Linked DNA regions of Homo sapiens: region 1 is linked to region 2. A link is a contact called in ENCODE Hi-C data. All regions are on one chromosome and are shown on one strand. The core of a region is the stretch at or near the end of the contact, and the rest is flanking DNA. Distances in the headings are between cores, read along the strand shown.

Evidence for each region. A loop is a pair of places that touch in the nucleus more often than their neighbours do. Pooled maps may share reads with other maps.
Region 1: a loop to region 2 is called in a map of MCF 10A, with 6 times the contacts of the local background. The contact joins two enhancer-like sites. A Hi-C loop is called at or near these places in 4 of 168 maps with a recorded cell type or tissue (MCF 10A, heart left ventricle and mammary epithelial cell) and 5 of 50 pooled maps.

What each region holds. Positions count from the first base shown.
Region 1 is chr17:72,538,401-72,541,707 of GRCh38, reverse strand. All of the region lies in intron 1 of LINC00673 (long intergenic non-protein coding RNA 673), which reads left to right. Among named protein-coding and RNA genes, the nearest start is that of LINC00673, 53 kb to the left of the region's middle. RefSeq lists a silencer at 1,106-1,355. Within about 2 kb of position 1,341, at least 12 of the 41 ENCODE cell types and tissues checked have a DNase peak (open chromatin) inside an H3K27ac peak, as active enhancers do.
Region 2 is chr17:71,973,674-71,977,157 of GRCh38, reverse strand. No RefSeq gene overlaps it. Among named protein-coding and RNA genes, the nearest start is that of ROCR, 51 kb to the left of the region's middle. Within about 2 kb of position 1,742, at least 18 of the 41 ENCODE cell types and tissues checked have a DNase peak (open chromatin) inside an H3K27ac peak, as active enhancers do.

The sequences.
Region 1 (3,307 bases), core at 92-2,591, 560 kb before region 2:
CATGGCCCTGGCATCTGCTTGGCTTCCGGTGAGGCCCCAGGAAGCTTCCAATCATGGCAGAAGGTAAACGGGAACCAGCATGTTACATGGCAAGAGGGAAAGCAAGAGATGGGGGAAGGTACCAGGCCCTTTTAAACAATCACATCTCACATGAACTCTTTTCTTTCTTTCTTTTTTTTTTTTTTTTTTTGAGATGGAGTCTTGCTCTGTCACCCAGGCTAGAGTGCAGCGGCACAGTCTTGGCTCACTGCAACCTCTATCTCCCAAGTTCAACCAGTTCTCCTGCCTCAAGCCTCTCGAGTAGCTGGGACTACAGGTGCGTGCCACCGCGCCCAACTAATTTTTTTGTATTTTTAATAGAGATGGGGTTTCACCATGTTGGCCAGGCTGGTTTCGAACTTCTGACCTCCAGGGATCCACCTGACGTGGCCTCCCAAAGTACTGGGATTACAGGTGTGAGCCACCATGCCAAGCTCACATGAACTGTTCTAGTGAGAACTCACTCGTTACTGTGAAGATAGCACCAAACCATTCATGAGGAATCCACCCCCATGATCCGAACACCTCCCACTAGGCCCACCTCCAACACCGGAGATCACATTTCAGTATGAGATTTGGAGGGAACAAACAGCCAAACCATATCACGTGCTCTCTTCTTGAGTCACCCCATAATTTGTACCCAAAGACCAGGGGGCATATGGGATCACGTGCTGTTTCCAGGAGAGATGTGTTGTAGGTTTGTGGGCCTTGAAGGGCTGTGGGCAGTGATCCCGCCCAGATTCTCTAGACACATGTTCCAATGGTGTCCGCTCACAGACATGGACCCCAGATCTGCGCCATCCCCTGCAGGATGCCCCAGAGCAGCGAGATGCCCCCTTTGCTCTGGCGCCACTCTCTGAGAACCAAACCTTTTAAACTGTGAGCAAGTTGCTGGAGAAGAGAATGGGCCTGGGACTGCAAAAGTAACCTCTCTCCCGAAGGAGGAGACAGGATTCCCGAACATCCTCTGGGGCAGCCCTGGGTGGTGGAGTGCGCCTGGACAGCTGGTGTCCGTCTGCAGGCTCCTGCCTCAGGCCCTGGAGTGGCAGCTTGGCAGGTCCAGACCCTTCCCCAGGGACAGTTGCGGCTGGGAACCCTGGACCTCTTCCCTGGGCCTGAGCCGCTTCCCCGTGCGGCCGTTCGCCGAGTGGCCACTTGATGGCGCTGTGGCTCCACCGGGCGCGGGCGCGGGCGGAGCGGCGCGTCTGCTTCCAGCCGCCGGGCCGGTGCTGCCGCGGTCACCCCCGGCGCCTGGCTGTGCCCGGCGCGTCCGCCCTCCCGGCGCGCGGCTGGTGGGGCGCAGCCCTCGCGGCCGGTTCTGCCCGAAGCACAAAGCCACTGCTCAGAGCCAGCGCCTCCTGCTTGCAGCTCCCCAGTGAAAGAAGTTTGGGTCCTTGGTGGTGTTTTTCTCCCTGGCCTGGATGGTCCTGCAGAGGCCCCTTGCCACCTAATGACTTTATTCTTCTTAAAACATGTTTCTTTCTTTCTTTGCTTCTTGTTTTTGTTTTGATTTGTTTATTGGCCTGTACTCCGTTTCTGCCGTCTTACCAATAGCTCCTGACCAAGCCCGAGGCCTGCTAGAGAACTGTAGTTTAATTTAACCTCCACCGGCCAGGCTGGTCTGTTTCCTCTTTTCAAGCTTCCCTGCGGTTCTAACTTTGCTCCAGAAGATTCCTCCTGGAGCTTTTGCTTGGGAGAGAAAGGCGTTTGAACGCAGAGTTCAAGCGAGCTGGCCAAAATGGAATGCAAAAGAAGAAAATTTAAAAGAGAAAAGAAGGAGGCTTCTCAGAAATGAACTTTTCATCTGATTCCAAACATTCTGCAGTGCAGTTTTGTAAAAATACCAGAAAACACAAAGAAGCAAATAAAACACATCCATGATTTTGCGTCTAGAAATGGCTTTTGTATTTTAATATGTCTTTCCACGATTTATTGTCATTGCATAGATATACGTTCCCTTTCATCCCCCCGATTGGGTCAGTTTACTCATTTAGCTGGGTCGCCTGCTTTTTCATTGAACGCACTGGGAGCGTTTTTCCTTGGCAAGCTGGTTTCTGCAAGTTTCCCTCAAGTTTCCCTCAAACTCTTGAAGTTTTGCATGCAGGTCACTCCCAGGCAGGTTGCTGTGTGAGATAGCCTCACTGAAGCTGGGATTTGGACGTTTGGAAGAGGATGATTGAATTGTAGCTTCCAGGGAGGACAGAATTGTGAGCTCTTTTTGGAAGACCAGAGTTACCCATATTTGTTTAGCAAAGCGAGCAGGCCCACTTCAAGTCAGCGGTTCTCAAAGAGCCTGAGCAGGGTGCTGAATTCAGGCCTCTGAGCTTTGAGCGCCCCTCCCAGAACCCCTAGGCATCTGAATGTAGGTCGGAGGCTTCCCAGGCTGCCTGAAGTCTGGGGACTGAGAGGCGGGGCTCAGGGGTCACTGAATCAGCCCCTTCCTTGTCCCTCTGGAGGACCCCGGGATAAATGCAAAAGGCGTGTGTGTGTGTGTGTGTGTGTGTGGGTGTGGTGGGGGGATTCGGAGGTGGAGAAGGCAGATCAGGCCGCTTCTCTAGGTCTGTCCTCCCTTTGGGACAGGAGCAGTGTGGCTGCCAGAGCTGACCGCCTTCCTGCAGCTCTGAGCGTGCCGAGCCTAGCAAGCTTGTGCTTCCACCTAGAGCTGCAAAGGGCAGCGGGCAGAAACCGGGCTGGGGCTGGCATTAGCTTTCCCTCCTCCCAGTTTCTCTCCAGCGCAGCAGGGCACCTCTAGCCCAGAAAAAGAAAACTAACTTTCTCTTATTTCTGTTTTCTGCTGCTGCTAATCTCCTCCTGAAGGGTTGTGTGGCTTCTTGGGACTCTGGAAAGAAACTGCAGGGGACGAGGACAAAGGAAACAGCTACTGTAGTCACTGCAGCTATGCAGGCTCTGTGCTAGCCCTGGAAAGGCCTGGACGTTCAGGTCTGCTGTGCCGGGGGTAGGCCCCAGAACAGAGCGGTGGGCCCATCGCTCTGCAGCCACAGCTGCCAGGGCTCAAACCTTGGCTCTGCCCTTACCTGGCTTTGTGATCTTGGGGGATGCACAGGACACTCTGTGCCTCAGTTTTCTTATCTGTAAAATGGGGCAAATACCTACCAAGTCATAGGGTTGATGTAAAGTCTAGTTGAGATAATGGAGGGTAATTTCTTTTTTTTCTTAAGCTTAAATTTTGGATCCATTTTGTGTTGATTTTTGTATATTGGGTGGTAATTTCTTAGAAGCTAGAAAGTTATTAAATGCTGCTTATGAG
Region 2 (3,484 bases), core at 493-2,992:
TTGCTTTGTTAGATTTCTTTTTTTACTATACATATTTGATTTACATATTTAATTTATAGCAATGCTGCATAGTAAGGAGGCTATCAATTGCCACTCAGTGAATATTTAATGAATAAAAAATGAACAAAGGAAAGCAAAAAGAAGAGAAGGGAGGAAGTAGAATGTGGAAAGTTGTACACTCTCTCCTCATTGCTCTGGCAGAGGAAGCTCCATTTCCATTCTCCTTGGGAGATCTTGAACTTTATCTCCAATCTGGACCCTTCCTATTAGAAAGAAGGGGACAGTCTTGAGGGAACCATGTGTACCACCAAAGGTAGGTCATGGGGGTCAGAGGGCCACCCCCAATGCCCAGCCCCACTTGGTACAGAGGAAAACACATACCTTATGGCCTTTGTTTAAAAAAAAAAGAAAAAAAAAAAGCCCTGGTTTCTGGGAATTAGTTCATCAATAAGGCACTAAGTTATTTCAGGCTCACTTACCAAATGCCTCTCCATTGTTCAGTAGTAACTAGCACGTGCATAGTAGGTCCAGAAAATAACATTTGGCGTTTTGATGAAGGAATGAGTGCAGGAATGATGTGTTGCTAGACAGCCCAAAGAAACACCAAGAAAACACCAAAGCAAATTTAAATAGTATAGCACGATCATTTTTTGATGATGGATGGCCTCAGTACTTTAGGCCATTCAGCAGCGTTACCCTGGGATTTTGCTCTAACCCTGTTCTCCTGGCCTTGCTACCAGGGCTCATGGGGGTAAATCTGGTCAGTCTCCAAAAGAAGGAGCTGATCATGCAGATTAGGCGCGTCGTGGGACCTGCCTGCTGGCCAGAGCCACTCGGCTTCTGAAACCTTCGTGAATCAGGAAACCAGCGCTCGGCACCCTCTGCAACTGCCCTTCTGGGCTCCCTTCCATTGCTCCTCCCAGCCTCTCCCTGGAACTGGGCAGCGCTGCTTCTGGCCAGGAAAAAGGAACCTCCTCTGAGTCAGAGCTGAGTGAGTAGCAGTTGCTTCACCCCCAGCCCCCAGGGCTTGGAGAGAGACCTGCTTTGTCCGCATGAAACTGCAGGCTTGGGCCAGCGCAATAGTTTGATGTGAATAAGCAAAAAGAAAAACGACCAAAAAAAAAAAAAAAAAAAAAAAAAAAAAACAAAAAACAAACACACACACACACACACACACACACACCAACCAAAAAGCCCCCCATGTTTCTTCAGATTAGATTTAATTGAAAACAACCATCCACCCCAACCACTTTTCGTATGTTGAGCAGCTTCTCCAGTTGTGGAGTCCAGGGTCTGAGTCTGAGTCAGAGAAGGGAGCAGAGGTTGTCCCCCACCAAATCCAGAAGTGGGGGGCTGCAATGCAAGAGCTCAGGACTATAAGTCTGTAAAACGCTGTGGGCCCCTGCACAGCCAGCCCTGTCAGTCTCCCTGCATCCTCCACTGAAACGAAAGGAAATAGAGAGCCGAGCCAAGCAGAGGTATAGGGGAGCCAGGAAGCCAAGGAGGGAGGCCAGCGGCTCTCCTGCCTCAGCAGACACCCGCAGGCTGAGCGAGAGAGCTTCCCTTCCAAACACTGCAAAGAGTCTCCGAGGAGGAAAAGGATCTTGCAGAAGAGCCAGGAAGCCAGGATTGAAACTGTTGCCGGCATTGGCAGGGCCCGGGCTGGAACTGTCTGCTCTCCTATCCTCTGGCTCAGTGGGAATCCCATCGCCTCTCTGACATCATGGATGAAAATCAGCCCTGGCTTTCATGTGTTGGGACCGCCCCACCCAGCTCAGTCCGGCCAGCTGGACCCTCCCAAAACGGGTTCTCTTTTGTCAGCTGCCTTTTATAGAACTATAAAACTAAAAGTTCAAGTACGAAGCCCTTACATCAGTCATCAAAAAAGGCAGACTTCGCCTCCCAGACTCCTTCTGCCTCTTTCCCTGCATTGTGGCTTCCTGCTCTCCGGCAGAGCTGCTAGGCTGCTGGCTTCCATTTCTCAGCCTCGTAAAGATCCTATAACACCAAATGGGGCATTAACCTGCCTAGGAGGGGGTTCTGGATCTGTGCTTTGGAATTAGGGGAAAGGGAAGAGAAGGGGGGATCTTACGCTGCAACTATGTGGGGGAAAGGAAAGATACTTCTGTAATAAAGTGAAATGGCATAGAGTTGGAAACGGGAAAAGAGACAACACAGGACCACAGTCGATGAGGCAGAGTGAGACTTCCGCCAAATAACTGTGACCTTTGAAATTTCAAACTGCCTCTCTAGGCATTTGAATCTCTTGGCCAAAGCATAAGTGAGTAGGGTGGTGGAACACCAGATGATCCTATGCTCAGCAGAGTTTAAAAGGGAGGGAGTATTAAACATGTTGGAGCTTGAGAAGAAGAGTGGAATTCTCACCTCCTCAGCTCAAGACCTGGGCCGTAGTGGGCACTAGATTAATCATGGCTGCAGAAAGAAGTGAATGGCTGACCTCAATCAGTTTCAATGCCTTAACAAAAGATTGGACTAAGATTATTGATAAAGGTCTTAGTGATTCTTGGATCAATGAGATGACTTCTACGGTTTAGGAAGCTCCATGTACACTCTAAACACATAAGAAAAGTCAAAGCCAAATGGAACTCACCCAGCAGTCCAAAATGGTGGCTGGGTCAACAATGCTGCACCTATGGGATCATCGTGTTCCCTGGCTTTACCTTTGAAGCGTGTGGTCTAGCTGCAGCTTAAAGGATTAATGTGAAGTGCAAGGAAATGTGTGTAAGTTAAACCATTCTTTGCTCAAATTAGATCAGTTATCTTGACCTGATAGACTTTTTTTAAAAGGTCTAATACACGGGACCTTTCTTCTCTTGGCTTGAGATATGAATGTGCATGTTGAGCAGCAACATTCCTGTGGGTCTCTCAGATTCTATCGGGCTGTTATATAACTGGCATTATAAGATTGGAAAGGATCTTAAAGATAAGACCTGGGTCAAAGTCTTATTTATGAATGAGGTCGAGGGAGGTTAAATGACTTATGCATTGTATGTGCTTACATTTATTCATCCAATCAAAGATGATTATTCCTATTGCTCCTTTTGTTGCTATTTAGCACCTGTGCACACCAGGCATTAGTCGGTGCATTGGGAGTCAGTGCTGAACAAAGGGGGTAGGAGACAATAGTTTTTGTGGACCTTATAATTGGAGAAACTAACATTAAGCAGATGAACAAGTGTGAAAATAATACCTTTTTGGAAAATGATGAAAACAGTGAAGGAGGTGGCAGTACATTAGGCGTGATGGCCAGGGAAGGCTTTTCTAAGCAGGTGGCCTCCAAGATGAGCTCTCTGTGATGAGAGAGAGCCAGCCATGAGAAGCTCCGAGACAGAATATTCCAGGCAAAGGGATGACAAGTGCACAGGCCTTGAGGCTGGGACAGCCTAGGTACAGATCGAGCATCCCTTATCTGAATTGCTTGGGACCAGAAGTGTTTTGGATCTCAGATTGTTTTCAGATTTTT